2 separate regions of the Homo sapiens genome follow, and region 1 is linked to region 2. Evidence: chromatin loops called from intact Hi-C (ENCODE). Cell type or tissue: dorsolateral prefrontal cortex. All regions are shown on one strand. Links, peaks and the distances in the headings refer to the core of each region. The heading gives the core; the rest is flanking DNA.

Region 1 (16,133 bases), core at 5,539-13,538, 290 kb before region 2:
AGGTTGACATAGGTCAGGTGTGAGGAGGACAGGTATGTTTGGGGTGGCCACTGGCTCCCCTCCTGTCTGACGTAGGCTGGTGTGGGCTCTTCCCCCAGCCCCTTGCCGGTGCTGCCACGTGAGAAGGGCCCAGGACCCAGTCCCACTATTCTGGAATTGTAGGTTCACCTGAAGTTTGAGGCCAAACCCCCAGCGGTCAGTGGGACGCCAGTCGCCTTTGACCTCTTGGTCAAGCTGGCCTTGCAGTGACCCATGAGAATGCCCAAGTGCCAATGTGTCCCGGGGGGCAGGGCCAGGGCTGGGATCCTACTGTGTGCCCAGTCTCCTTCTCTTCCCTGTGGGTTCCAGCATCCTCCCATCCTAAGGGTATCGTTAGGGATGCGGTTAGGTTGGGTCCATCCCCAGAGTGGTCCAAGGGGACCGCTTTCTGGTTTGTCATGAAGGCAGGCTAGTAGAAGGATCCCGCCGAGTCCCATCTGCCAAGGACAGGGCCCTGCAGGTGGGCCAGAGCTGGCCTAAAGTGGCCGAGATGGTGATTGGTTGTGTTCGGAGCACGGTTGGTGTTTTTTCCTCTGCAAAGGGTGGAGGGAGTGGACCTGGGGGAAGGGCAGGTGGGCATTTCTGGAGCAATACTGCCATCAAGAGGAACTCGCTTGGCAATCCTGTGCACCCTTCCCTGTACTTGCCTGAGGAGGAGTGGCTTGGGATGCTGTGGGGGACCAGGCAGGACTGTGGCCTTTGCCTGCAGGAATCCGAGCTCCCTGGAGGCCTGAATGAAGTGGGGCTATGGAAGCTTCAGATATAGGTGCCAGTATAAGTTGGCCAGCCAGGATGCCTGGCATTTCTCATACAGGAAGCCATGGCTTGGGAGCCTGGTGGTGGCCATGATATGGGTGGGACTAGCAGCTCAGGACTTTTCACAAAGCCTGTGGCCATTGTTCTTCCTCCCTCTTTGCTGCCTGCAGTACCAAGTCTTACGGTTGCTGCCACCGTAGCAGAGACCTGTCCTCCGTGTTGCAGGTTCTACCTCCCACAAGGAACATGCATTTAGTTGGCTGCCTTTGCAGACTTCTTTTTTACAGATTGACTTTTCCAAGAGTCGGGGACATTTAGGCAATCCGCAAGAGTGGAAGTTACTTTCCTTTAACCCCTGCCTTTTGAAGTCTCCATGTGTGCTTGCTGTGGTCGCTGAGACTCAAAGTTTAGGACCCCCTTCATGTATCTCTCATTTTTGGGTTCAGTTGCCTCCTGTTTTCCAACTGCATTTTGTGTGTGTGTGTGCCCAGCCCCAGTGTTCTTCTTCCCCATTTTGCCCAGATCCACCCACCCCCACCTATCCTCCAAACCCCTGTTAATCAGGCGTGCCTTGCTAGGAAGGAGGTGCATGCTCATTGGCACATAGCCTTTTTCTGTAGTTTCTGCCTCTCTCCAGAGGCCATTTCTGGAAAGCCTGTAGGGTGGGTTGTGCCCTTTCTTAGCTCCTGCCTTCCTGGGGATTTGCTTCCCGGTCAGCACTTTCCCAAAGGTCAAGTAGGACATCTCAAAGCCCAGCAGTTCACCCTTTTTATTTGAAACCTACCAGATGGGTGCTGAAATCCTCTGCTTGCTATGCTTTATTTTTCATGTGTGAATTTTCCTAAGTGTATGTAGGCAGAATATTTGGGGGCCAACCAGCCTTATCTTTGCCAAGCCCTGAGGTCAAATCCAGACCTAGAAAATCTGACGGGTCCGCAGCTTTGAGATTGGTTGTCTGAGCATGCTCCTTCAGCCTTAGTCAATGCAATGGGAAAGCTAAGCCCACGGACCATGCAACCCCATGTGTGTTGATTTAGGTATCTTCCAAGAGGAGCCAAAATGGATGTTACCCCTGGAGACCAGGAAATCAGGCAATCCTGGAATATTCCCAAACTGAAATGAATTCTCAATGTAGAATCAGTTCTACTCACTCTGTAGGATGATGTCCTGCTCAATTGATATATAACCAGTGGGTACTGGCACTCTCTGCACTAGTGAGAAAATGGAAAGAATGGCATCCTGTGGCACGCTTAACCCAGCCTTTCTTTGAGGGGAGAGATAAGAAACCAGAAAAAAAACTTGAAATGCACCACACTTGAATTACTCTTTCTTATCTCATTGTAGTACCCAGCAATCAGGAAATTATTTTCTTTATGGGCTGCACCTGGCAATGTGGCTGTTCTTCCTTCTCTTTTTCTTTGTCTGGGTCCTCCAGATGGGACATTGGTTCTCAGGTTTCCCACATCCCTGAGACCTTCAGGGCAGTTCCCCCTTTATTCCCCTGAACTTACATCTACACCAAGAGCAAAGATCCATAGTCTGAATGCTCTCCAGTATCGCAGGTGTCTAAACATGGCAGCCAATGAGACCTGGCTTCTACCACCTCCCGAGCTTGGCAGGCCTGACAAGCCAGGGTTCCTTAGTGGGTGAGCCTGGCTCCCTTGCTTTCACACTGACTCTGGAGGTACCCAGTCAGGTGCACACATCCAGCCCCAGAATTTTCTGAGTGCCCCAAACCCACCCTTTCTCCTATAAGAAACCTTACCCTCCAGATACATGGAGAAGGGCTGGAATCCATGCTCAAAGAGCTTCCGCTTGATGGCACTGTTGCTCCAGAAATGCCAATCAACCTGGCCTGTCATACCTTACCCTCTACCCTTTGTGGATGAAAAAATGCCAAGGAAGGCCCAAAACTAATCCAATCACTGGAAGTGGGGCTTAATCTGTTGGGAGAAGGGGTTTTCTTCTTCTCAGGCCCTCAGTGAGAAATATGTCTGTGTGCAAACATTCATCAAAAAGAATAGATGTACTTGTTTTTCTACATCATCTCCTTATGAGCTTTAAGTTTGAATTTTTTATAAAGGGGTTCCTAGTTTTCTGAGCACATTTGTGAGTGTTATAAGGATCATCTTGAGTAGATTTTTGTTTGTTTTTATATTTAGAGACACGTCTTGCTATGTTGCCCAGGCTGGTCTCAAATTCCTGGGCTCAACTGATCCTCCCACCTCAGTCTCTCAAAGTGCTGGGATTACAGGATTGAGCCACCACACCAAACTTGGGTAAAATTCTTTCATGGGGGTACTGACTCATAGCTTGAGGTGGAATTAGTACCTAGATTTTCCCTCTTATTATGGAGTCACTGGCTGTCTTCTGTACTGATGGAGCCAGGCCAAGCCCAAGGGAGCCCAGCAAAACAACCTCATCCAGTATACTGGCTCAGGAGGCCCAAGAGGGAGTAGTAAGCCATTGTGGGAGCAGCAGAAATTGGCAGGGGCCATGTAAATTGTGAAGACTGGGGAAATGATGCCTTGGCTTACCTCCAGGGGTCTCAGGTAGGCAGTCCCCCATTGGGTGCTCCAGATTGGGGTTCCGTGGGTCAGAAGGAAGGCCCAGTGGTTCCACACAGGCAGGTGACCATGGTGGGGGCCTTTGGTTCTGCAGCCCCTTCAAGGAAGCTCTACATGAAAGTGTGGGTCTTCTCTCCCTGCAGCACCCCCACATTCACTCATTTGTGCATTCATACATGCATGTATACATGCAAACACACATGCCTCTACTTTCTTCCTTAATTGTGTATCTATGTGTGTTTTCTTCTTTTTCTCTTCCTTTCTCCCATAACCACCTTGGAGATGCCACTGTGGATAGAGATTCCTCCCAATTAAGTGGTAGCCCTTAACACTGCATGATGGACACTCCCAAGTTTCCCCTCTGCCTTCTATTCATCCTCCTGACTCTGCCTACAGTGAGAATTGTGTCATTTTTCCTTGTGTGTATGTTTTTAGTGTCCAGTGTGAATAAAGGCAAATGCAGAGGTATGTCTGCCTTTGACTTTCTCTTTGACACCAAGATGCTTACATGTGATAGACTCTCTTATAATTTGTGGCTTTCACAAAACACCTCCACTGGACTTTGCATCTCTGTGCAGAGTCAACATACTCCCAGATTCTTTTCATTTCCCCTCTGTTATTTTATTTATGCATGATGGAGAAAACACACTTGTGAAGAAATTTATTTCTCCATACCCACACAAGTACACAGACCAAGAAGGAAGCTCTGTGAGGATAGATGCCAAGACATGATGGTTGTGATTCCCCCACAGGAATGAGAGAAGTCAGAGGTATCCTCTGGTTTCATATGGGACTGTTCATGGAAAGCTGCCTCTTTATGACAGCCTCAAATTACATTTGTGGGATTTTTCAATAAATAATTAGGGTTGATTTTAATGTTATACTTTCTTCAGAAATCACGGTTGATCCAAGAGCTGATATCCTAGCCTGAAAGCACTCTCTCAGTTGGCTGGGTGGGTTGAATATATACACTGCCACCTTTTGGCTATCACTTTGACAATCAGCCCAAAATCCAGTGAAGGATAGTTGGCTATCTTGTTGCAGGGCACACAGAGTGAACAGAAAAAGAGGATACCTCTGCGATCCCGGGTCATCTCCAGATGCTAGGGTTATGGGTGAGTGCTCTTTATCCTTCTGAATCCTCTTCCTTATCCTTTTCAAAAAGTCTGTTTTGGCCAGGCGCGGTGGCTCACGCCTGTGGTCCTGGCACTTTGGGAGGCCGAGGCGGGCTGATCCCATGAGGTCAGGAGTTCCGGACCAGCCTGGTCAGCACGGCGAGACCCCATCTCTGCTGGAAATGCAAAAATTGGCTGGGTGTGGTGCCAAGTGCCTGTGGTCCCAGCTGCTTGAGGGGCTGAGGCAGGAGAATCGCTTGAACCCGGGAGGCGGAGGTTGCAGTGAGCTGAGATCGTGCCACTGCGCCCCAGCCTGGGCGACAGAGCAAGACTCTGTCATAAATAAATAAATAAACAAAACAAAACATCATAACATATAGAAAAAATTTTCAAACAATACAAATTGACACTTGACTGATTCCCAGAGAGTGAAGGCAGTGTGGCATAGCAGAAAGAGCGAGGTCTGAAGTCAAATCGTATGGGTTTAAAACTTGGCTTTGCCTGATATGATCTGTAAAGTGTAGGCAAATCTGTTGACTTCTTTGGGTCTCAGTTTATCATCTACAAAATAGGCTTAACAATTATTTTCATGATTGCTGGGAGGACTAGATAGGATGATATATGTGAAAGTTCTTAGTAGGTACAGAAATTATACTAAAAAAGACAAACAAATCCACATGCTATAATGCAGTGTGGACTATCTTTGGTAACCCACATGTCAAAGGTAGTCTTAAACTGCTCTGGTTTGGTAAATGTTGGCGTAAACTAGAAGTCAGAGACTATGGGATCCACCCTTATCTGCTCTCGAGCTTTGGTTTACAATGAGCTCAAGTGTGGGGATTGTGTCAAATGATTCCTGGAATCCCATACATTTGTAAAATTCTATGAATTTGTGAAGTCTGCAAAATGTGAATCTGAGGTGTATGTACTGTAGAGCAACTATTAGACCATTTATCACATTATATATAGATAGACAGATATATCTATATATAATTTTTTTTTTAGGCAGAGTCTTGCTCTGTCACCCAGGCTGGAGTGCGGTCTCGGCTCACTGCAACCTCCGCCTCCTGGCTTCTGGCCGTTCTCCTGCCTTAGCCTCCCAAGTGGCTGGGATTGCAGGCACCTGCCACCATGCCCGGCTCATTTTTGCATTTTTAGTGAAGATGGGGTTTCGCCGTGTTGGTCATTCTGGTCTTGAGCTCCTGACCGCAGGCGGTCCACCCACCTTAGCCTCCCAAGGTGCTGGGATTGCAGGCGTGAGCCACCGCGCCTGGCTATCACATTATATTTTACAGAAGCCATCATCCCATACCTTTGAGTCCAGCCCCAGAAAGAGCGGTCCCTTGCATACCATTCAATATGACCTTGGGCATCCTTTCCCCACTCCCCAGCCATAGCTGTTTGGGCTAGGGTTGGAAACCTGTCCATGGTAGGCCCTTTGGAGTCTCTTGCTGGCCACTTGGGATTACAATGGAGACAGTCAAGTTAACAGACAGTAATGCTGGACCTGGACAGTTGCCAGCACGTGTTGGAGGCTGAGAGCACCATCCAGTGTAAGCCATGGTGGATGGTGTAGTAGGAGAGCAAAGGAAGGCAATCTGCAAATGGGTTGGATGGGGAGGGGGAGAAAAGGTGGGAGAAAGAGAGAAATATAAAATGAGGGAAGCAGAGGAAGAGATAACATGGCAATGAAGAAAGTAACATCTTTGGTCATTTTCTGTTCCAATCACCCACAGCAGGCCTGTCGGTTCTCTTTTACCTAAGTAGATTTTAGTGGCTTTTCTATTCTTGATCTCCAACCATGCCCTAAGACATACGGCAATGGTAACACAGACTGAGGATTCTCTGATGGCAGGGCTTTGTCTCATTCCTTTTTGCAACAAGCACAAAGTAGATGCTCAATGAATTTATACTGAAATGACATGAAAATCATGTTTGTGTATGAAGTGTCACTGATGGCATTTATATGAAAAAGGTTAATTAAAATAATTATGTTTTTAAAAAAGTCTGTTTTATCCTATGAAATGGGCAGTGGTTCTGGGATTTCAGCCCATCTACAGAAGACACTGCTGAGGCATGTAGATAACTGGCATGGGGCAATGGTGCCCTATTCTGTAGCTTTCCACCATGCTTAGTAGGAAAGACTTTTTGAATGAGGTCCTGATAGTGAGGCCCAAAGTAGGAAGTGCATGGATGAGCACCTAGGCAAGATGTGTTTCCTTCAGGGGATTGGGATCATTTCTTGGAACTTGAGGTCAGTGTCCTGTAGTGTAGGGGAGAGGGGAAATGGGTTGGGACTGGGACTCTGGGAGGCTGGCCATCTGCCAGTTATGGGATCTTTGGGCTCCCAGAGTTACTTTTAAGAAGTGGTCCTGGCCTCACTTAAGAAGAGAAAGTCTGTTGGAGACCCAGGGAAGACAGACAGGTCTTTTGGGCCTTCACCTTATTGGTGTTGAGTACAGCTCTGCCTTCTTGTCCTGCCCATTATCTCCCAATCCCTCTTGGGCCCAACTCACTGCACAATGGCCCTCCTGACTGGTGAGGACATGGAGTGCACTCTGCCTTAACTGTTAGAGGGTGATTGGGCTAAAAGGGGTGGGAGGCCACACTCACGCAGCCTGGTGCCAATCGCTCAATGTCCCTTATGTCTGTCTCTTGACATACTGAGGAGAAATGTGGGGGAATGTGTCTTGAAGAGGTGTTATTCCACACAAGCCATCAGAAGTACACCTACCACAAGCCTGCTTGTAAGAATTGTCCTGCCATTGATCCTGGCATGGACATCACATATGAGGAGGATGGGTATCTCTAGTTTGGCTCCTGTCTCCCCTCCTCACTGACCCAAGCGTGCAACCTTCCTTGTCTGGAGACCATTCCTCATCTGGAGGGTACGGCCATGTGAAAGGAGCGGGGTCCTCAGGCCACATTGTCTTGTGATGGCAGTTTTTCCTCACTGTTCACCCCAGTTCTGGTGCCGCTGCGCCACCATTTTGTGGGTATTGCATCCTGAGACCTCTGGGTCAAGCTGACCTTTTAGTGGCTTATGTCAATGTCCAAGTCAAAATGTTACTTGGTAAGCAGAGTTTAAGTCTGGCTCCAACTCTCTGCCCAGACTCAAGATATTTTCCTGTGGTCTCAGCCAGCTCCAGTGCTAAAGATTCAGCCATGGCTTTTAGGTATGATCATAAGGTAATGATTAGAGCCATTTCTCCTTGTCAAGAGGAAAGTTTGAGACCACCCTACTGGGATGAAGCCCTGCAAGATGGAGGACCAGCAATGAGAACTGGGAGCCCCAAGGATTCAGCCAGGATAAACACTGGCTGGCTTTTTCTTCAGTAGCAAATGGCAGAGGGATGGAATATTGGGGAGGAAAGAGGGGAAGGAATGCTGGCATTTCTGGCATAATAGTGCCATCTAGAAGAACTTGTTTGACAATCCCATGAACCCTTGCTCATGATTGTCTGAGGAGTGGCTTGGGAGTGAAGTGGGGTTTCAGGAGGGAACAGAGCTATCTGGATGCATGGGAGAAGTGTGGCCAATGGCCATTTGGGGCTGTCAAGCTTCAGAGACAAGCACCAGGTCAAGACCCCCAGAGCACCTGGTGGGACCTGTACTGGAAGCCCTGGCTCATGATTCTGTTGGTAGCCATGTCTGGATAGGGCTAGCATAAATCTCTGCAAAGGATCCCCACCCTGAGGTTACAGCCATTTTACCACCTGCCCCTTTACTGGCTGCAGTGCCTGCTCCTGAGAGTGCCATACTTCTGGCAGAAGCCTGTTTTTAGTGCTGTGTGTCCCACACCAAAGAGAGCTAGTGCCTAGATCCCTGCCTTTGCAGAGTTCTTCTTGGCCACCTTCCTTCAAAGTCCCAGGAGCCTCAGGGCAATGAGCAGGAATTGGCCTTGCTTCCCATTCACCCCTGGCTCTCCCAAGTCTGAACCTGTGTTTATCCAGGTAGCTGGGAATCAAGAAGGGCCAGGAGTCCATGCCAGAATCTAACCACTGTAGGGTTCTGTCATCATCCTTCCTTTCTCCATGCCCATTTCTCTCTGTGCATCCAGCCCTAGCCTCCTCCCCATTTCCCTCAGATCTACTTCTCATCAAGCAGTCCTGCCGAGCCAAGAACGAGGTACATACTCCTGGGTACATGGCCTATTTTATACACTCCATCTTCCTAATGGCCTACTCCTGGAAAACATCGTGGTTAAGTTGTGCTTTTGCCAGCTCTTAACTGACTGAGGCTATGCTCCCTGGTCAGTGCTTGCCCACAGGCCTGGTAGGAAGACTCAAGGCCCAGATCTCCACCTTTTTTTTTTCTTTCACCTCCCAAATGGGTGCCAAAAACTGCTCTAGTCCTTTCTCAGTTTCATACTTGTGAGTTTCCTAAAGTGTTGCCCAGTGGTCTTATGTGGGCAGAGCCTTTTAGGGTCAATCAACCTTCTTTTTTCCAAGCCTCAGGGCAAGACCTGGACCTACAGGATCTGATTGATCCTAAGCTCAAGGCTGTGAGTGTGATGCTCTGAGAGTGTTCCTTAGGTTTGAGCCAATGCTGTAAGACAAGCAGATACACAGAACATAGATCTTCATGTTTGAACCCAGGTTTCTTCCACGAGGAGAGGAACCAGATCATACTAAGGAACTAGAGCCTAACAAACAGTGCACTTCCGGATTGTTCTTGAGCTGAAGTACAGCACAATACAGACCTAGGTCCTCTGACACCAGAGCTCAATGTTGGTATCAACTTGATCCCCAATGAGTGTCAGCACTCTCTGCCCCATGGGACAAAATGTGTGCAATGGCACGCTGTGAGACCTTTGACCCAGACTTTCTTTGACAGGAGCAAAAATTAACCAGACAAAGTTTGAAGTGCAATGTACTTCAACTACTCTTTCTTGTATCATTGTAGTACCCCCCAAATCAGGAAATTTTCTATCCTTTTTATGAGCTACACCTAGCAATGTGGCTACTGCCACCTCCCCTTTATTTGGCTGGCCCTGGGACCTCCAGGGCAGTGCCTCCTTTCTTCGCTTGAAGTTACATCTTCACCAAGAGCAAAGATCCACAGTCAAAATGCCCTGTGGTAGCTCCAGGTTCCCAAACATGGCTGCCACTAAGGCCTGGCCTCTGCCGCCTCCCGAGCCTGGCAGGCCTGGCAGCCCAGGGTTTCTTGGTGGGCAAGCTCGGCTCCCTCGCTTTTGCACTGAATCTGGAGGCACCCAGTCAGGTGCCCACATCCAGTCCCAGAATTCCCTGAGTGCCCCAAACCTACCCTTTGTTCTATTAGAAACCTTCCCCTCTGGATACACTGCGAAGGGCTGGAAGCCATGCTCAAAAAGCTTCCTCTTGATGGCACTGTTGTTCCAGAAATGCCAACCGCCCCGTCCTACCAGGCCTCTCCCTCCACCCTTTGTGGATGAAAAAACACCAGGGAAGGCCCACAACCAGTATAAGCCTTAGAAGCAGAGTTTATTCTGCTATAGTGCTACAAGGCAGGGCTGAGTGTACCTTTCTCTGGGGCTCTTGGTTTTAATATAAATGTCTGTGTGTAAGTGTTCATCAAAAAGAACAGATGTATCCATGTATCTGTTGCTGTTAATACATCATCCCTTTATGAGCGTTAAGTCTAAATATCATGTAAATGTGTCAGTGGCTTCTGGGCACACTTGTGGGTTTATATAGGATATCTTAGGTAGAATTCTTGCTCTTATGGGGACATTGACTCATAGCTTGAGGTGGGCTGAGTACCTGGATTTCCCTTCTTATCTTGGAGTTGTTGCTTCTCTTCTGTCCTCATGGAGCCAGGGCAATCTTACCCAAGGCAGTCCAGCAGCCTCTTGTAGCTTAAGATGTCAGCAGCAGGCCCTAGAGGGAATGGCAGGCTATTGCGGGGCCTGCAGGAATTGACAGGTGCTATATCAGGTGAGAAGACTTTTTCAAAGTGAAAATAAAAATCTAGAGATGAATATCTAAATTTAACATTTTATTACAGGAGGAAAAATTGCAGTTTGGTGCATACATACAGATTCGGTGGCCTTTAGTATTTCTGAAGAAGAAAGAGGAGGTTGCAGGTTTTATAAAAGGAGAAATGTCACATACAGTTTTTCTAGAAAGTTCATTGGTACTAGTAACGTATTGTGGAGCTAGCAGTCTCTGATGGGTGAGTGATAGTCTTGGGTAAAAGTGGTCTTAGAGTTTTGAGCAGGTTGTTTCAGTAGCTGTTAGATAAAAGTGTTTTCAGGATATAACAGGCAGTTTTATCATCCAGGCTGGTAGAGAATTACATTCTTAGAGCAATGTAATAATGCCCTGAGTGCTTCTTCCCCCTGAACTCTTGACTGTTTTAGTTTTATATTGTAAGAATGACCCAATGTGTGTGATCAACTTTCACACGCCCCTCTTTGATCAAGATCCTTCTATGAATGCATGACTGATCAACCATTGTGAAGTTAGGCTTAATTGTCTCTCGGTGCTGGGATGGAGCTGTCCTGTTGTCTTCCTCATTGAGGGTAAGTCATAGGGGTGTATATCAGTGACCTGGGTCATATTGGAGTAACAAGGAGGCCAGAAGGAAAAATTTTCTCATGGTAGGTTCATCTGGAGTCCAGCATCAAGTTTCATCTTACAGTTCCATAGTCATCAGCAGTCACCTTGAAACAATGGGCTAATTTTATCCCCTTCAGAGAGCTGGCTTTACAAAGATTAGACAGGTAATAAGAGCAACACTTAAAAATCATAATACAAAAATAAAAAACAATATAATAAAATTAGTTTGCACAATGGTTTTGCTCTAAGAGCACAAACTTAAGGGCAACAACTAAACAAATCAAAAGACCATAGAGGAAACTAGGTGAGACCTGTTATAGCCACTGAGTAGCATTTTCTGACTTGGTAAAATTAAAACAGAGAATGCCAATTTTACAAAAGGAACCACCATTATAATTTGAACAAAATTTTTAAAGTTGCCCACTAGGTGAACTAAAAGGATTTCTTTGGTCAGGTTTTGTCAAGTTATCTATAGCAGTTACTGGTTGCTAAAAAAAAGTAATTATGTCAACTTCCTGCCAAGTGAAAAAAAAATATCATTAAGGGAAGTAAGACTTTCATTATGATATGTCATTCTGATGTCTTAGGAAAGGTCGTTTATGGCATGAAAAATGTCAACTTCTTGTCCTGGTTTACAGTTTGAATGTCTCTGGCTTTGGTGTCAGGGAGTTTGGTGACCTTTCTGTGTGGTTCATATATCAGGCACAAGATTTGTTCCTTAAAATTTATCTAGTTTTAGCTTACAGGCCTTAGAAACGAAGTAGTTCCTGCCTTAGGAGTTTTATGGAAAAAAGTTGGATTGGAGGAACCTAGAATAATTTAGGACCACGTGTAGTGTATAAGTAGATAATAAGAGCTTGAAAACAATGTGCAGAGTTAAAATCTAATAACAGGTGTAGTATAGCTCTTTTTTAGAAACAACCTTTTCTTTCTACATTGATCATATAGGAAATCTCAGATTTTAAAACCTCATGAGGCTAGAAAGCAAAACCAAGACCAACTTTAGATTTTATTATAATCTTAGGATTCCTGGACCTGCTGGGAAGTGACAGTTTTTATTTACTCACTATAAGGCTGGGAACCCTTAAGTCAGGCATTTTATGCATATTTTCAAATATGTCATTTCAGTCAAAGCCTTGGTAATAACCATGCTTTTAAATTGTATTCTGCTATAAAGAAGACAGATTTTTATTGGGCTTATGCAAATAATCATATTACCATAAGAATACTAACAAATACTTTCTGAATTCTGGAGGAATCAAGGAGAAAAATCCAAATGATTTTCCTTTTTTTCTTTTTTCTTTTACAAAAGTATATCTTACCAAATTGCTATAAATGATAGCTCAAGAGAGAAAATGTTCCTAAATCTGAAAAACAAAACATTAAGAACCACATGTATCAAGTAAAAAATCATAAAAACATTGTCTTCATTAGTTATTCAGTCTCATATAATCAACATTTGTTCTCTTTGATCTCCACTAGTAGTTTTCTGAATCCATCAGTTTATTAGAGTTCTGGAAGTTTTCATTTAGTCCATTGATATTAAAGTTATCAGAAACCTGTATTTAAGAGTTCTTGTGGGCCAGGCATGGTGGTTCACACCTGTAATCCCAGCACTTTGGGAGCCCAAGGCAGGTGGATCACCTGAGTTCAGAAGTTCAAGACCAGCCTCATCTTGAACTAAAAAACCCCATCTCTACTAAACCCCGTCTCTACTAAAAATACAAAAAAAAAAAAAAAAATTTCCTGGGCATTGTGGCAGACGCCTGTAATCCCACCTACTTGGGAGGCTGAGGCAGGAGAATCACTGGAACCCAAAAGGCGGAGGTTCCAGTGAGCCGAGATTGCGCCATTGCACTCCAGCCTGGGCAACAAGAGCAAAACTCCATCTGAAAAAAAAAAAGAGTACTTGTTGGAGTTTTTTCCATTAATTTGATATTTAATTTTATTAATTAGTTTATTTCAGCTCTGTCATCCAGGCTGGAGTGCAGTGACAGGATCACAGCTCACTGCAGCCTCCAACTCCTGGGCTCAAGTGATCTTCCTGCATCACCCTCCCAAGTAATCAGGACTAGAGGCAAGTACCACCATAGCCAGCTAATTATTTTTTTGCTTTTTGTAGAGACAAGGTCTCGTGATGGTTCCCAGGCTGGCCTTGAACCCCTGAGCTCAAGCAATCCTCTCGTCTCAGCCTCCCAAAATGATAACTTTTCAAGTGTGAGCCACCATGACCATCCCTTGTTCATGAATTTGATTGTAAATGTTTTTACAGAATAATTCAAAATGATAACTGTGGATTCTAAAAACTTGGAATGGCCGTGGTTAAAAATCTGATGAAAGGTTGTAATTGATGAGAAAATTTAGTTAGTTCTATTACATATAGCATTTTTAGGTAACAACTAGAATTATGATTGATAACATATTTCTATGAATTTATATAATTTTTGAAACATTTGCATTAATAGTACATTTATAAATGCAACTAAGAGAAGATCTAATATTGCTTATCCTTCAACAACATTTCTTACACAATTTTCCAAATAAGCTTAATCATTTAATGTCTCTACAAAATGAAAAAAATATCTTTTGTTGCTTTCCAGGGGTCTGAATGGAAAATCCTAAAGTTAATTCTAGGTCAACAAGACTTAATTAAGGATTTGATCTTGAGTAAGTTTGTCAAAGATGTTAAAGCGCTCAAAGCATTTGATCAAAACAGAATTGCAGGCCACTATAAAATAATACTCATTTAACCAAAGTGATCATCAAAAGACTTCAGATGCAACACAGAGAGTTACACGGATATAAAAACCTTAATCCTTTTAAAGCTCAATTATCCTCAGTAATCAAAAACCTAATAAAGTCAACACAGCAAATTTTCTTGATAAAACAAAAAGCCTTTGATTCTTAGGCCAACTAACAAAAAGCCAAAGTAAAACCATCAGCCCTGTGACTTTTTCTTCTTAATGGAAGCTCATTTAGATGAACTGGAAGTTGAACCTGATGAATTTAATTAGACACAAGGATAATGTTTCCAAGGTTATGAGTGGAATAATTCAGGTAAATCAAAAAAGCCAAGAATACAGAGTCAAATTTTACGGGAGGGAAAGTGCTTTTTTAGGCCTGCAAGGTAAACATTTTAGTGTTAGGCCATAACAGCAGGTTAGAACTAGAGAAAAAAGAGGGGCTGACAAAAAAGTTGAAGGAGAGTTTTCATAACAGGCATTCTCAAGGGGATAAAAAGGTGAATGTCATGATGTGTGACCTGCAAATCACGTGCAGTGAGGTACAGCAAAAGTTGTACCTCTGAGGTATAAATCTGAGAAATTTGAAAAGTAAAACTTTACCTTAACAAATGAAATTAGGGGGCAAAGCAAGATGGTGGAATAAAAGGCTCCACCTATCATTTTCCTCTCCCAAGGACATAAATTTAACAACTATGGACACACAAAGAATAACACCGTGACAAGAATAAAAAAATCAGGTGAGCACTAACAATACCTGGTTTTACCTTTCTGTCACTGAAAGAAGCACTGAAGAGATAGAAAAAAAGTATTGAAGTGCTAATGTCACCCCTCCCTCACACCCTGGCAGCAGCAGCATGGTGCTGAGAGAGTTTCCGTGTTCTGGGGGAAGGGAGAGCATGGCAGTTGTGAGGTGTTGAACTCAGTGCTGTCAAGTTAGAGCAGAAAGGAAAGCCAGTCCAAACTCATCTGATGCCTGCCATAGTGGGAGTATTTAAACCAGACCTAGCCAGAAGGGAATCACCGCTTGAGTTCCTCTAAACCTCACTACCACGTTCTAAAGTGCTCAGAGACTCTAAATGAACTCGAAAGGTAGGCTAGGCCACAATGATTTCAACCTTTAGATGAGTTCTAATGCTGAAATGGGCCCAGAGACAGTGGACTGGTGGGGCACATAACCTACTGAAACATCAGCTGGGGTGGCTAAGAAAGTGTGGGCATTACCTCTCCCCTAACCCCAAGCTACATAGCTCACAGCTCCAAAAGAGACCCCTTCCTTCTGCTTGATGAGAGAGGAGGGAAGAGCGAAGAGGACTTTTTATTGCATGTTGAATACCAGCTCAGCCACAGCAGGATAGGACACTGGTCAGAATCCCGAGGCCCCCATTCCAGGCCCTACCTCCCAGGTAACGTTTCTAGACACAACCCAGGCCAGAAAGGAACTTGCTGCCTTGAAGGGAAGGACCCAGTCCTCGCAGCATTTATTACCTACTAACCGAAGAGCCCTAGACCCTGAATAGCAAGCAGAGATATCCAGGTACTACTTTGAAGGACTTCAGTGGGACTCTGAGACTTACTGGCTTCAAACATGTCTCAGCACATTTCCAACTGTAGTGGCTACAGGGCGAGACTTCTTCTGCTTAAGAGCAGAGGAAAGAGTAAAGGGGACTTTGTCTTGAACCTTAGGAACCAGGTCAACCACAGGGGGCTGTACCAAGTGGGCTCTTGGAGTACACAATTCCAGGACTTGCCTCTTCAATGGTATTCCTGGACCTCTCCTGGGCCAAAGGGAAGCCCACTGCCCTGAAAGGTGAGTCCCAAGTCAGGCAGCATTCATCACAAACAGACATAGGAGCCCTTGGACCTAAAGGGAACATTGACAGTGGTCTGGCAATACTCCCCATGGGCCTGTGATGGTGATGACCACAGAGTGAGGCTTCTTTACATTTGGAAAGGGGAGGGGAGACTGGAACGACTGCATTTTGTGCCCTCACTGACAGCTCAGCCACAATACAATAGAACACCAGCAAGACTTCTAAGGTTTTGGACTCTTCTTCCTGACTCCAAGATGGCACTCTTGGACCCACATGGGGCCTGGGAGCACTCACTGCTCTGAAGGGAAGGGTGCAGGCCTAACTTTCCACCTGCTGATTTTAGAGTCCCAGGGCCTTGAGTAAATATAGGCAGTAGCCAGGGAGTGGTTACTGCAGGCGTTGGAAAACATGCAGTGCTGTGCTGGCTTCAGGTCTGACCCAACACAGTCATAGTGGTGGTGGCCACAGGGGTGCTTATATTATTGCATCCCCAGTTTCAAGTCGCTCAGAACAGAGAGAGATACTATATTTATTTGAAAGAACATAAAAAAGAGAACAA
Region 2 (16,133 bases), core at 7,537-15,536:
CTGGGATTACAGGTGCCTGCCACCACGCCCAGCTAATTTTTTTTTTTTGTATTTTTAGTAGAAACGGGGTTCCACCATGCTGGCCAGGATGGTCTCGATCTCCTGACCTTGGGATCCACCCACCTTGGCCTCCCAAAGTGCTGGGATTACAGACATGAGCCACTGTGCCCAGCCGGTATGCTCATTTTCAACTTTACTTGATAATGTCCATTTATTTCCATAGTAGTTGTACAAATTTGCACTGCCATCAGAGAATATAAGTGTTCCTATTGCACCACATCTTAGCCAATACTTTATATTATCAGAGTTTTCATTTTCTTTTCTTTCTCTCTCTTTTTTTTTTTTTTTTTTTTTTTGAGATGGAATTTCGCTCTTGTTGCCCAGGCTGGAGTGCATTGGCGTGATCTCGGCTCACCACAACCTCTGCCTCCCAGGTTCAAGTGATTCTCCTACCTCAGCCTCCCGAGTAGCTGGGATTACAAGCATGTGCCACCACACCCGGCTAATTTTGTATTTTTAGTAGAGACAGGGTTTCTCCATGTTGGTCAGGCTGGTCTCGAACTCCCTACCTCAGGTGATCTGCCCACCTCAGCCTCCCAAAGTGCTGGGATTACAGGCGTGAGCCACTGCGCCCGGCCTCAGAGTTTTCATTTTCTTCTAATACGTTATTGAGCTTTGATTTATATTTCTCTGATTCCTAAGTTAAACATTTTCTCATGAGCACAAAATGGACAAAGACAAGCAGATGAAACTTTCTTTTCTTTTCTTTTCTTTTTTTTTTTTTTTTGAGACGGAGTCTCACTCTGTTGCCCAGGCTGGAGTGCAGTGGTGCGATCTTGGCTCACTGCAACCTCCACCTTCTGGGTTCAAGCTATTCTCCTGCCTCAGCCTCCCAAGTAGCTGGGATTACAGGCACATGCCACCACGCCCGGCTGATTTTTTTTGTACGTTTAGTAGAGACAGGGTTTCACCATGTAGGCCAGGCTGGTCTTGAACTCTTGACCTCAGGTGATCCGCCTGCCTCAGCCTCCCATAGTGTTGGAATTACAGGCATAAGCCACCATGCCCGTCCTTCTCTTTCTTTTATAACGACCTTATTCAAATTTTTTCCTCATTTTTTTCTGTCTTTTCTTGTTATTTTTTGAGATGGATTCTCACTCCGTTGCTCAGGCTGGAGTGCAATGGGGCAATCACAGCTCACTGCAGCCTCAACCTCCCTGGTTCAAGCAATCCTCCCACCTCAGCCTCCCAAGTAGCTGGGGTACAGATGCGTGCCACTAAGCCCAGCTAAATATATATATATATATATATACCTATAAAAAATGGGGTCTTGCCATGTTGCCCACGTTGGGTTTTTCCCATTTTTCCTATCAGTTGGTCTTTTTTTTTTTGAGACCGAGTCTCACTGTGTTGTCCAGGCTAGAGTGCAGTGGTGTGATCTTGGCTCACTGCAACTTCTGCCTCCCGGGTTCAAGCAATTCTCGTGCCCCACCCGAGTAGCTGGGACTACAGGCATGAGCCATCATGCCTGGCTAAACTTTTTTTATATTTTTAGTAGAGACAGATGTTTCACCATGTTTGCCAGGCTGGTCTCAAACTCCTGACCTCAGGTGATCTGCCCGCCTCGGACTCCCAAAGTGCTGGGATTACAGGCGTGAGCCACCACGCCTGGCTCATTTTATATTTTGAATACTAATCCTTTGGAGTTTATTTGAAAATATATCCTTTCAGTTTTTGCCTTGTCCTGTCACTATTTCCATAATGTCTTTTGAAGAAGAGAAGATGTAGCCGGGCGCGGTGGCTCACGCCTGTAATCCCAGCACTTTGGGAGGCCGAGGTGGGCGGATCACGAGGTCAGGAGATCAAGACCATCCTGGCCAACATGGTGAAACCTCGTCTCTACTAAAAATACAAAAAAATAAGCTGGGGGTGGTGGCGGGCACCTGTAATCCCAGCTACTCGGGAGGCTGAGGCAGGAGAATGGCGTGAACCTGGGAGGCAGAGCTTGCAGTGAGCCGAGATGGTGCCACTGCACTCCAGCGTGGGCAACAGAGTGAGACTCCGTCTCAAAAAAAAAAAGAAATGTAGAAGAGAAGATGTAAATACAGACAAAAATATAAATTTTAGTATTTACAGCTTGTGAATTTTGTGTATTAAGAAATCTTTCTCTACCTCCAATGTTAGCAAGATATTCTCCTGCATATTTATTTTTTTACCAGCAAATAAACATCAATTTTAATTAATATAATAGCAACAGAAGGGCTTCCAATTTCTCAGAAGGAAAATAACATGAAACCAACACCGCCTGGTAAGTGTTACAAGATTAAATGTCCACATTTCCTGATCTGATAGCTTCCGACCACACACCAAAGTTTTTTCAAGGACAACTTCCACAAGAGCTGCTGCAAGAACACGTTTTTCACTGGGCATAGCTTCACAGTCAACTCCTCAAGCAGAAGACTGAAATATTATCTCTTTTTAGAAGATATTGTTTTAGGGTGAACATATCAATATGGAGAACAGAGCTTTGCTTCTCAAGTTCAAAAAAACCCATGAACGAATCTGTCAATTTTTCTCTGATAACAGTGTACCAGAGTGCTCTGTGGAGAATTCTTTTCCATCCCTACCACACATCTGGCTGAAGAGAGAAAAAGGAGTGGCAAGGTGCTGGTACACTAGCAGGCACTTCTCCTGATGCCCTGGGCTCCACTCCCTTTCTGCTGGTAATAGTAGCCGTCTTTTTTGCCGGCTGCAGCAGCTTGATGTGGAGGAGGAAGGGGCCAACCAACAATCACCTCTTGCCACCCACCAATCACCTCTTCTTGAAGTCACATTTTTTACGTTCATAGAAGAGGTCTTAGAGATCCCCAAATTGGCAATCTTTGGGCAGACATCTCTATCCTTCTCCTGGATGGTGAGCTCCTTACAACAATAGGCATCAGAAACCCCAGGACCTCCACAGATCACACAATGCCCCTGGTAAGATCTATACTTACATTCATCACCTATGCACACCAGGGTGCAAGGATGCACCTATAGGAGTCACAAATCACACACTTGCCATCACATTTTTCACATAGCATCCTGCTTGTGGCAAATGATCAAATCCAGATGATGTTTAGCCATAGCTCCTACGTCTCCCATATATTTAAGTACATTTATAATTTTGCCTTTTAGATATTCACTTTTTTCTTTTTTCTTTTCTTTTTTTTTTTTTTTTTTTTTTTGAGATGGAGTCTTGCTCTGTCACCCCCGCTGGAGTGCAATGGCGCAATCTCGGCTCACTGCAACCTCCGCCTCCCGGAGTCAAGTAATTCTCCTGCCTCAGCCTCCCGAGTAGCTGGGATTACAGGCATGCACCACCACGCCCGGCTAATTTTTGTATTTTTAGTAGAGACAGGGTTTCACCATGTTGGCCAGGCTGGTCTCGAACTCCTGACCTTGTGATCCGCCCACCTTGGCCTCCCAAAGTGCAGGGATTACAGGCGTGAGCCACCGCACCTGGCCTTTTTTTTTTTTTTTTTTTTTTGAGACAGGGTCTCATTCTGTCACCCAGGTTAGAGGGTAGTGGCATGATCTCAGCTCACTGTAACCTCCACCTCCTGGGCTCAGGTGATCCTCCTGCCTCAGCCTCCAGAGTAGGTAGAACTCTAGGCTGGTGCCACCATGCCCAGCTAATTTTTGTATTTTTAGTAGAGATGGGGTCTCGCCATGTTGCCCAGCCTGTTCTCAAACTCCTAGGCTCAAGCGATCCTCCCACTTCAACCTCCCAAATTGTTGGGACTGCAGGCTTGAGCCACCACTCCCAGGCTTTCCCATCATCATGTGTCAAGAAATCAAGCATTTCCTAAGCACCAGCTGATAACAGCTGCTAGGTAGGCTTATCACACTTCTACAGATTTGGCTAATAAAGAGACAATGAGCCCTAAAAGATTCAGACAATGTGTTACTTACACAGACTGCAAAAGCAATTGGCATGGTCTTAGCTCTGTGCAACCCCAGTTCCACAGGAAAATATTGAACCAGAGGGCCAAGCAACAGACAACAGGAGTGGCAGGTCACTATGTTGCTGAAGAGCTGACTCTAGAATGCAACTAAGTGGTCTTATAGACTTCCACTGTACCTTAAAAGAGATTAACGTGGAAAATCCCATGCTTCATTGGAACCAGAAAATTGAATGAAAAACTGCTCATAGCAGCCTCCCACAAGATAGGGAGTCTCTCACAAGATAAGGAGAGAGAACAGAAATATCCTTGTGACAGCTCTTTAGAAGACTATCTTTCCATGTTCTAGGCAAGTTTTGGGTCAGAATGTGGTTGCACGTTGCATATAAGGTCTATGAGGAGATATGCAAGATCTCTGGATTCCATAGCAGAGCTATTCCTCTAAACCATTAATTGCTGGATTTTGAACTTTAGCAAATACTTATTCTGACCACTCTGGTCATGATGTACTTCACATCACTTTTTATAATAAAAAGTGTTTCTGCAGTAGGTTTGCCAATATTGTTTAGAATTTTTACAAGTATAAGTCTGATTACCCTGTAATTCTTTTCTCATACTTTCCTTTTCTGGCTTTGTTAACAAGGTTACGTGGTACCCTGATGAAATGAGATGGGGACTTTCACCTGTCTTTCCAGACTTTGAAACTTTGAAAGATTTTGTTAAAGATGAGATTTATTTATTTATTTATTTATTTCTTAAGAGACGGAATTTTGCTCATTGCCCAGGCTGGATTGCAATGGTGCAATCTCAGTTCACTGCAACCTCTGCCTCCCAGGTTCAAGTGACTCTCCTGCCTCAGCCTCTTGAGTAGCTGGGATTACAGACATGCGCCACCACGCCCAGCTAATTTTGTATTTTTAGTAGAGACGGGGTTTCACTATGTTGGTTAGGCTGGTCTCGAACTCCTGACCTCAGGTGATCCACCTGCCTTGGCCTCCCAAAGTGCTGGGATTAGAGGCGTGAACCACCATGCCCGGCCTGAGAATTATTATTTTTTTTGAATGGTAAAATTCAGTAGTAAAATCATATGGTCGCCATGCTTTTCTTTGTTGGAAGATTTTTAATACAGATTAAAATTTTGAGTTATGGAACTGTTCACATTTTTTATTACTTATTGAGTCTTTTACAGTATGTTGCATTTCTAGTTATTTGTCCACTTCATTCAAATTTGCAATTTTATCATGAATTTTTTGTGTTTTTTTTGAGGCAGAGTGTCACTCTGTCATCCAGGCTGGAATGCAGTGGCGTGATCTCGGCTCACTGCAACCTCCGATTCCCAGGTTCAAGCAATTCTCCTGCCTCAGCCTCTCGAGTAGCTGGGATTACAGATGTGTGCCACCATGCCTGGCTAATTTTTGTATTTTTTGTAGAGACGGGGTTTTGCCATGTTGATCAGGCTGGACTCAAACTCCCGACCTCAAGCCATCTGCCTGCCTCCGCCTCCCAAAGTGCTCGGATTACCGGTGTGAGCCACCGCGCCCAGCCTATCATGAATTTTTCATAATATCTTATTACCAGTTCAAACAGCGACTGTATCTGCATATCTACTTTAAAAAAATTTTTAACTTCAATTAATTTTATTTTTGAGACAAAGTCTTCCTCTGTTGTCCAGGCTGAGGTGCAGTACAGTGATCTTGGCTTATAGTAGCCTCTGCCTTCTATTCTCAAATGATCCTCCCACCTCCACCTCCTGAATAGCTGAACTACAGGACTATGCCACCACACTAGGCTAATTTCTCCAAATCTTTTGTAGAGATGAGGTATATTGCCCAGGCTGGTCTCGAACTCCTGGGCTCAAGCAATCCTCCCACCTTGGCGTCCCCAAAGTAGTGGAATTACAGGCGTGAGCCACCATGCCCAGCCTTTTTTATTTTTAATGTTTTTCACGCTTTTCCTCTTCTTTCTTGATCAATCTTGCTAAGGTTTATACATTTCATTAAGGTTTTCAATGAGCCAAATTTTGGTTTATTCATCTGCTTTATCATGCGTTTCCTATTTTATTATTTTCTGCTTTATTATTTCCCTCCTTTGCAGTTATGATTTTTTAACCTAAAAAAATGGATGCTTAGCTCATTAGTATTCAGCCTTTCTTCTCTCGTATGAACTTAATGGTCACTGAGCACCCACAATTTCTGATACATGCTATATGATTGTTAACGTAGGGAAAAATACCTAATTATAGTGGATCCAAGAGAGATTGAGAGTAGAGGAAATGGAAATAGAAAGTAAAGACTAATTTCAGGCTGGGTGAGGTGGCTCACACCTGTAATCCCAGCACTTTAGGAGGCCGAGGCGAGTGAATCACTAGAGGTCAGGAGTTCGAGACCAGCCTGGCCAACATGGTGAAACCCCCGTCTCTACTAAAACAAATACAAAAATTAGCCTGGTGTGCTGGTATGCACCTGTAATCCCAGCTACTCAGGAGGCTGAGGCAGGAGAATCTCTTGAACCTGGGAGGCAGAGGTTGCAGTGAGCTGAGATCATGCCACTGCACTCCAGCCTGGGTGACAGAGCAAGACTCTGTCTCAAAAAAAAAAAAGAAAGAAAGAAAGTAAAGACTAATTTTTGAAGTTTTTATGGAAGGGAGAGTAGAGAAAAGTGGCAGTAGCTGGAGAATAATGTGTGATCCAGGGAGAATGATCAGCCAAATACATTAAATTTAATGAGATGCAAACCATTCAAGTCACACATATATTCTTACAGAATTAGCAGACATTCTGCTTAGAATAAATGAGAGACCTTTGTGCATATTTAAATTGTTGGCCATTTGGTTCCTCACACCATATCGTGATTGCATTTCATCCTCCAACTCCAGCTCAAGGTATAGGCAACAACAGTATAAATTCAGAGTTAGTGTGAGCATGTGTGTTTTGCATATCTCTTGCTAAAAAAAGTAGCTCAAATTTACTGGCATCTCATTTAGTCAAAATATATGTGTATGTGTGTGTGTGTGCATGTGTAAACAATGTGTGCTTGTATATTTGTGGGTACACAATTTGAGAATGGCATTGAGTAGTAAGAGACAGGGCTAGACAGGAATCAGATCACAAAGTCACTTACTAAGAAGGTTAAATTTTATCAAGTATGTGACATTTCTTGGTGTGAGAGGTAAAATTCTAGTCTAGACTCTTGATAAGCTCACCAAGGTCTAGTAGCAAGTAAGGCTCAACTCATGGGACCTTGTAAAAAGAGTCCCGGAAAGGGAAATAAAGGCTTTCTCAGATGAAGTAAACCTCAGAGAATTTTTTACTAGAAGACCTGTTATTAAACAATGGCTAACAGGCTAAAGGGAGTTTTCCAAAGAGAAAGGAAACTATAACCTAAGGATGCTGAGACCCCAGGAAGAAAGAAAGAAAAATAGAATGGTTATGACAGAGGTAAATATAATAAACTAAGCTTCTCTTCATGCTTTTTAAAGGTACTATTTGAGAGTTGAAGCCAAATTTATATCATCTAACACGGTGCTCAATGTATGTAGAGAAACTGCTTAAAGCATTTATATTTATTTAACAGGTAGAGAGAGTCAAGTGATCTAAATGAAAGTGAGGTACTTCACTTGAGGTGCTAAAATCTTGCTTAGTAATAGACTGTGATATGGTACATATGTATATACTAACACCTAGAGCAAGTCCTTAAAAAATAAGACATATTTGGCCGGACGAGGTAGCTCATGCCTGTAATCCCAGCACTTTGCAAGGCTAAGGCAGGAAGATTGCTTGAGCCCAGGAGTTAGAGACCAGCGTGGGCAACATGTCAAAACCTCGTTTCTACCAAAACAAACAAACAACAACAGCAACAAAACTAATTAGCTGAATGTGGTGGCATGAGCCTGTAGTCCTAGCTACTCGGGAGGCTGAGCGGGGAGGATCACTTGAGCTCGGGAGGAGGTTGAGACTGCAGTGGTGCCGTGATAGTGCCACTGCTCTCCAGCCTGGATGACAGAGCAAGACTGTCTCAAAAAATAAAAATAAAAAGAGAACTATATTCAAGAACACTATTGACATATCAAAATGGAATTTTAAAAAACGTTCAAGTGACTCATCAAAAGATAAGAGGCAGGGAACAGAAGGACAAAAAGTGGAGCAAGCAAACATAAACTAAATAATAAAATGGCACACTTATGCCTTAACATATCAATAATTACTTTCAAAGTAAATAATGTCTAACTATTAATAATTAAGGCCGGGTGCAGTGGCTAACAGCCGGGCATGGTGGCTCACACCTGTAATCTCAGCACTTTGGGAGGCTGGGGTCAGGAGTTCGAGACCAGCCTGCCCAACATGGTGAAACCCCATCTCTACTAAAAATACAAAAATTACCTGAGCGTGGTGGGCTGAGGCAGGAAAATCGCTTGAAGCTGGGAGGCGGAGGTTGCAGTCAGCCGAGATTACACCACTTCACTCCAGACTGGGCAACAGAGGAGACTCCATCTCAAAAAAAAAAAAAAAAAAAAAAAAAAGGAATGGCCGGGTGCAGTGGCTCATGCCTGTGAAATCCCAGCACTTTGGGAGGCTGAGGCGGGTGGACCACCTGAGGTCAGGAGTTCGAGACCAGCCTGGCCAACATGGTAAAACCCCATCTCCACTAAAAATACAAAATTAGCCGGGCATGGTGGCACATGCCTGTAATCTCAGCTACTCAGGAGGCTGAGGTGGGAGAATCACTTGAACCCAGGAGGCGGAGGTTGCAGTGAGCTGAGCTCGCGCCACTGCACTCCAGTCTGGGCGACAAGAGTAAAACTCCATCTCAAAACAAACAAACAAGCAAAAAATTAAAACACAGATAAAAACACATGACCCAACGATATGCAATCTACATGAAACTCACTTCAAGCATAATGAATGCAGCTCGAAAATAAAAGAATAGAAAATGACAATTATGTAAACATTAAAAAGCAGGAATGGCTAGGCTATATTAATATCACATAAAGTAGAATACAGAGCAAAGAAAATTACTGGGGACTAGGAGTGACATTATGTAATCAGAAAAAGATCAATTAGCTAAAAAGAAATGGTGACCCTAAATGTGTAAGCACCAAACAACACAGTCTCAAAATACATAAAAACTGAGCAGGGTGTGGCCGGACATGGTGGCTCATGCCTATAATCCCAGCACTTTGGGAGTCCAAGGCTGGTGGATCACCTGAGGTCAGGAGTTCGAGACCAGCCTGGCCAACATGGTGAAATTCTGTATCTACTAAAAATAGAAAAAAAAAAAATTAGCAGGGAGTGGTGGTGGGCACCTGTAATCACAGCTACTGAGAAGGCTGAGGCAGGAGAATTGCTTGAACCCGGAAAAGGCGGTTGCCGCAAGCCAACGCCATTGCACTCCAGCCTGGGCAACACAGTGAGACTCTGTCTCAACAACAACAACAAAAAACAAAATAAAACTGATATGGCTGAAAGGAGAAATAGATAATTCTGTATGGGTAGTTTATTGAGGTTAGTGGCTTTTTACGGTTGTCTTGGACAGATGCTACAACAACAACAACAAAAAAAGAGCAGAACACATTCAAAGAAAGCAGAAAGATGGAAATCATAAAGATAAAACCATACATCAATAAAATAGAAAAACAAAAACAAAGAAACAAAAAGCTAGTTCTTAAAAAAAGTAATGAAATTGATAAACTTCTAGCAAGACTGACAAAGGTTAAAAAGAGAGAAGACATAAATCACCACTGTGAGGAATCAAACTGAAGATATCATTACATATCCTGCAGCTATTAAAAAGATAATTAAGGAAATACTACGAAAACTTTATGGTCACAAATTCAGCAACATGGAAGAAGTGAACAAATTCCTCAAAATTCAAAAGCCACCCAAAACGCAATCAAGATTAAATAGATAATCTGAATAGCCCCATAACCATTAAAGAAATATCTCCAGGTTTGGACACTTTTACTGGAGACTTGCACCAAACATTTAAATAAAAATTAACGTCATTCTGAGCTTAGATGCAAAAATCCTCAATAAAATATTAGCAAATAAAATTCAACAATGAATAAGAATTATACACTGACCAAGTGGGATTTATTCAGGCATGCAAGGTTTGTTTAATCTTTGGAAACTAATCAATGTAATCCACCGTATCAATAGGGTAAAGAAGAAAATTTTATGATGATATAAATTGATGCAGAAAAAGCATTTGATAAAATCTACCCACCCATTCATGACAAAAATTTAAAAAATCAATCTCTCAGCATATTAGGATAGAGGGGGAATATCATCTTTATTTTCTTTAAGAGATGGAGTCTTGCAGCCCAGTTTAGGATGCAATGGTTCTATCACAACTCACTGCAGCCTTGATCAACTGAACTAAGTGATTCTCCTGCCTAAGCTTCCCAAGTAGCTGAGACCACAGGTATGCACCACCATGCTCAGCTAATTTTTTTTTTTTTCGAGATGGAGTTTAGCTCTTTCACCCAGGCTGGAATGCAGTGGCGCAATCTCGGCTCACATCAACTTCTGCCCGCAGTGTTCAAGTGATTCTCCTGCCTAAGCCTCCCGAGTAGCTGGTGGGACACATTATGGTGTCCACCACCATGCCTGGCTAATTTTTGTATTTTTGTAGAGATGGGGTTTCACTATGTTGCCCAGGCTGGTCTCAAACTCCTCACCTCAGGTGATCCACCCACCTTGGTCTCCCAAAGTGTTGGGATTACAAGCTTGAGCCACCGCACCCAGCCTCATGCTTAGCTAACTTTATTATACAGACGGAGTCTCCCCGTGTTGTCCAGGCTGGTCTCAAACTCCTGGCCTCAAGAAATCCTCCTACTTCAGCCTCCCAAAGTGCTGAAGTTACAGGTGTGTGGGGAAAAGATGGGGGATTCACCATGTTGGTAGAGATGGGGATTCACCGTGTTGCCCAGGCTGATCTTGAGCTCCTGAGCTCAGGCAGTCCACCTGCCTCAGCCTTCCAAATTGCTGGGATTACAGTTATGAGCTACCACGCCCAGCAGAATTCTGAATGTGTTGCTAATTTTGGTCCACATTCTTATTTGTTGAAATTAGTTTTTGGAGGAAAAAAATTGTGTGTCAGGTCCACTGCTTTATATGAACACTTAACTATCCCATGGTACACTCCTACAGGCTGTGGGCCCTGTATAGTGAACCACCCAAGAAATCAGCTCCTTTTTTGAAGAAAGGGCCACATGTAATATATCTTTCCTATCTTGTTAAAGAGGCACTTCAAGGCGTTAGGGCTTACAGAGAAGAACCTTTGTACTTCGACGAAGATGAACGTGAATGAGTATGGCAGATTCAAGGCATAAGACAGGTCTTAAGATGTAATTGTCCTTACTTCATCAGTTACCCTAGTATGTTTGCAGATTTGTCTTTTTTTCACTCATAAATCCTATTTTTATATTAAAAGAATCTATAATCTGAGACTGAACTCACTTTTTTAGTTATCTATATTTTGATCTTTTTTATTATACATATATATTTGCAAAAGTAGAGTTGTCAAATATATCCTTTTTTAATTTTATGTCTTTGGAATTCAGGTGATATTTAAAAAGGCCTTTCCATCTCTCAGATTATAAATGCAAAGTATTATATAGTATCTCTATGTAACCAAATCCTCAGTAGACTACACCTTATATTACTCATTCACACAAAGGCTTAAATGGGCACTGATTGTCCACAAGGGATGATTTTGCCACCCAGGAGACATTTGGTTATGTCTGGAGACAATTTTGGTCAACACCACCGGGCATGTGCTGACATCTAGTGGGTAGAGGCCGGTAATACTGCTAAACCTCCTACAATGCACAGGGTAGCCCCTTCTCCCCACCCCAACAGAGTTATCCAGCCAAAAATGTCATATATGGATGAGATTGAGAAGATCTACTATGAACCATTTCTCCTCTGTGACTGTTCAGATCCCCACTGTTTCAGGATATGTATATCATAGAACATTGAAAAGACTGAGGGAGGTGGAAAAGAAAGAAAAAAGCAGGAACTGGATAAAGAAATTTTGGTAAATTGGAGAAAACCTTTTTACTTCATTTGTACTGTCCTTAATTCAGTACCTCTAATTCAGCTCCCAAAACTCAAATTTAACAAACACCATTTTACAGAATACATCAGAAAAACAAAAAGAAAAAAATCCTGACAAACATTGGCATACTTCCTAAGAGACAAAAGCATGAAGAACAGACTAATTATTATGTAAATGCCTTTATTTGAACTACTACATTGCTACCAGATTACATCACTTTTCAGAGTTAGAGTAACATAATACCTTGGAAACTATAGCAAACAGCTTGACAAAGCAAGAGTACATTAATTCCTACATATATACTTTTATTTTTAGTGACCACATTTCTTTGTTTCAGGTGTAAAATTAAAAAATATATTGTACACTTAGCATACTTGGCCTACCAAATCCCGTCTAAGTTCTGAGCACACTCTCTCCTCAAAAGTATCATATTCAACAGCATTTTAAATTTAGAGAGAGAGTTTGATGATACAGGTTTTAAAACAAATAAGCATGTATTGAACCAAGTGATTTAAGACAAAATATTTCAATTGTTTACAGCTTGGGTATGAGAGGGAAGATGCAAATTTAAGGTACATTTTTCTTCTAGCTACGATGTATGTTTTACTTACTTGAAGACCCCTTAAAAAAAGTAGCAAAATCAGCAGTCTTGTTTAATATAATCAAAATATTCTTAAATGTACAAAAAAGGATCATGTAGAAAGAATACTGTAAAAAGATACTGATCTTAAGAATAAAAGAATAAGAAAAGCTTCTATTACATTCTGCACAGCCAGTTACTTCGGCAAATTTTCAGTACTACAAAGATAAGCAAAGGATACTCATATCCAAATACGCTCTGACCATAGTTCTCGAATAAGAACTAGCATACTGGATGGAAAGCAAAATTACTGTCTAATAATATTCATATCCCATCATCTAAGCAAGTCCCAAGAGAGGGACATTCTAAGAGGGCAAAAGATAACAGAGCAAGAAATAACATACAGCAATGGGAAATGTCAAGGGCAGCATTCTAGGAGGAGAGAGTAAAATGTTTTGGCTATGAGCACATTTCAGGCGTGCCTGACAAATTCAACTCTGACTATGGGAAAGAGGAGTTGTTTTTCTTAAACCCTTTCCCCTGAGGGCTCTCATGATAAGCTAGTCCTGTTAATCAAAATGAAAAGTCCTTTGAATGGCCAAGAGTTCCTTAAGCCATAAGCACTTCACCTGGAAATAGCTGACCTGCGAATCATGCACCTGGGAGCATGGCTGTTTTATTCAGATTGGTTATTTTACACTCTCTTCATTCCCCTGCCCATCAAACATGCAAACACAGTCATGACCATCTTGGGCTTTACTTCCACAAGGTCTTCAGGGAGAGCATACACTCTGGCTCCGATTCTTCTAGCCATTGACACTGCATACCTATTTTAGGGGGAAACAAAATCAGGATGAAATTCTTGTCAGTTAAGGACACCACGTAAGACATCTATTTCCTCATATATAATTATTATGCTGGGATGCAAAAATTCCATATTGATAGTTCCAATTAGAACAGTTTTGCTTTTTGTTTTCTTTTGATTTGGGTTTTGATTTCACTTTGAAGTTACAGTAGGTTTTTAAGCTCTATTATTTGGGGCTAATAATATTTATTCACTCTTTTTCTCCAATGTGAGGTGAGAATTAAGCTTGAAGCACCAACTTTATATATATAATTACCTAGGCTGTCTATACAATCCATGTTAATATTCTCATTGCACACATAATAACACACACTCAAGTCATCTTAGAGATATGAGGTGGAAAATCATGCTAGATGCAAAACCCAAGTTGTTAGGCAGATGCAATGAATACTTCCAAGTATTCATGAGAGGGGAGACAGTCTACGTGGTACGTGGACAGAGTGGCTGGACCAAAAACTAGAAAAGGTAGACGAAGGGACAGAAGAACTGAGATGTCCAGGTAGGGAAATTTTCAGGAACACATCTCAACTAATCCGTGAAGTATTTCTAGGTGTGTTGGAACCAGAATCTTTAAAGATAATTAAATCATCGAGTTTCTAGAAAAAGAGATTTCAAGAGTTCTTGATATATTGTGGATATTAGACCTTTGTCATATCTGCTAGAAATATTTTTCAAGGAAAAAAGAAATAATGTGCCTAACTCCAAAGTTTTGCAGGAATGCTTCTTAGCTGTTCGGTAATGCAGGACTGTGGATGGATTTTCAATGTCTAACTAGTAAGGTTTTCATGGGTCACCCATGAAGCCAGGTCACACTCTAGGCCTTTGGTGAAGAAGAAAATAGGCTGGTGGAAAAGACCTTCTGAATATTGTTGAAATGCAAGAAACTTTCAAGGCATAGTCTTCTGTGGAGGGCTAGCAAGCATTCTGTTAATATGGGAACTGATGAAGATAAATTCAATAAATGTAGTAAGAATGATCTATGTATAGTAAAAGAGACATAAGTGGATAATGCGTTTTTTAAAAAAAGAATGAGACAGACAGATGAACACCCTAAGCTCTTATTTTCCTTGTAAAGTTTTACCTGATTTGCATTAAAATACATGCTACATTATTTCTGTAATCCACTGAAGCAACAACCGACTAAGCACCTAGTAGGCCAAGCACAAGGCTAGGCTCTTATAATTTTTAAAAATTTAATCTTTATAAAATCTAAGGTAAGTATTATTGCCCCCAGTTTATTGATGAGGAATCTGAGGCTCCAAGAGGTTTCTCCCAAGGTGACACCACTCTTAAATGGCAGAACCTGAATTAGAATTCAGATCTGTCCAGCTACAAAGCTGCGTTCTTTTCATACTATTAGCAGTCTCCCTTACTTGGCATTATTGTGCTTGTCATCTTCTGTTAGATTGCCACTCTTCACAAGGTCATAGTTTATACAGCCTGGCTGGATGGCATCAATTAAATCCACAACTGCCAAACTGGAGCTGATCGTCTTGTCCTAGTGTGAAAGGAGAACAAATCTGAGAATTTTGATACATACAAATTAACATGTGCTTACTTATATCAAGTGCCAAAAACAAAGCCCAGTGAATTCGTAAAGAATTGTGCCATTAGCCCAACACTAATTCTCACTCACAAAGAAGCCAAAAGTTGCCTTCCCAAATGATAGATGTTATCCAGCAAACATAATATTTAATAGTCAAATATGGATTCTGACCTTAAAACTCTGAATGGAAGTTGATTTTCCAGCTTCACTCAACGTTCTGTTCACCCAGTTCACAATGATGTCGTCATTGGCTTTCTGACCATCTCCAAGATCTTCCAGGACATTGAGGGTATATCTAAGAGAGGCAGCAGAAGAAAACGTCACCATCTACTTTATGAGGAAAAATGCAAACATCAGAAAGATGCTTTATCTTCCACTTTTTATATTTCTTAAATTTTTCTTCTTTTTTTTGAGACGGAGTCTCGCTCTGTCGCCCAGGCTGGAGTGCAGTGGCGCAATCTCCTGCTCACTGCAAGCTCCGCCTCCCGGGTTCACACCATTCTCCTGCCTCAGCTTCCTGAGTAGCTGGGACTACAGGTGCCCACCACCACGCCCGGCTAATTTTTTATATTTTTAGTAGGGACAGGGTTTCACCGTGTAGCCAGGATGGTCTTGATCTCCTGACCTCGTGATCCACCCTCCTTGGCCTCCCAAAGTGCTGGTATTACAGGCGTGAGCCACCACTCCTGGCCCCTATATTCCTTAAATTTCAAGGACTAAAGATTTCATGGAAAGAGATTCACACTATGTGAAAAAAATATTTCAAGCAGTAGTGGCTTGCTACTGATCTACTCTTTGTAGTGGTGAGAGAGGAGCAGATTGACAGTGCTTTAATGAGCAGGTCCAACAGCCCACTGTAGGCACATTTTGTACTATTCCAATAGCGGTAATGGCATAAAATAAGCTGTGCTTTGGCTGGTGCCCAGTCATAATGAATGCTTTTCAGCATTATAGTGATCTTCATCAGCATTACAGAGAGAGATCTTTATTTTCAAATGAGCATGAAGATGTTCATAATTTTGTTCTGACAATTTTTTAATTCACTGACACTAAACGAGGCCGAAATCTGTGTGTCAGGCTTCCTATTTTTTAAAAAAGGGACTAACCATAGTTCTGCTGCCTAACTTGCAAGGAAGCATC

What was found. Hi-C counts contacts between places; a loop is a spot of excess contacts. Peaks named below come from ENCODE experiments on the same cell type or tissue, not always from the same donor. Only the 100,000 strongest peaks of a DNase experiment are listed, where the experiment ranks them.
Region 1: it touches region 2 in a loop (11-fold over the local background); 6 of 110 quality-filtered maps call a loop at or near these places.

The regions. Positions count from the first base shown.
Region 1 is chrX:115,934,730-115,950,862 of GRCh38, reverse strand. All of the region lies in intron 1 of DANT2 (DXZ4 associated non-coding transcript 2, distal), which reads left to right. Among named protein-coding and RNA genes, the nearest start is that of DANT2, 26 kb to the left of the region's middle. RefSeq lists an enhancer at 9,630-10,143. In dorsolateral prefrontal cortex, for the core only: CTCF peaks have their summits at 9,612 and 9,816 (motif pointing right); a DNase peak (open chromatin) is centred at 9,842; H3K4me3 peaks cover 700 bases; H3K27ac peaks cover 1,796 bases; H3K27me3 peaks cover 688 bases.
Region 2 is chrX:115,646,705-115,662,837 of GRCh38, reverse strand. PLS3 (plastin 3) reads right to left here. Exons shown (of 16, transcript NM_005032.7): 14 at 15,165-15,288; 15 at 14,821-14,945; 16 at 11,977-13,409. The coding sequence ends at 13,277. It also overlaps the pseudogene PHF5AP4. Among named protein-coding and RNA genes, the nearest start is that of PLS3-AS1, 92 kb to the right of the region's middle. In dorsolateral prefrontal cortex, for the core only: CTCF peaks have their summits at 11,533 and 11,735 (motif pointing left); a DNase peak (open chromatin) is centred at 11,737; H3K27ac peaks cover 429 bases; H3K27me3 peaks cover 6,486 bases.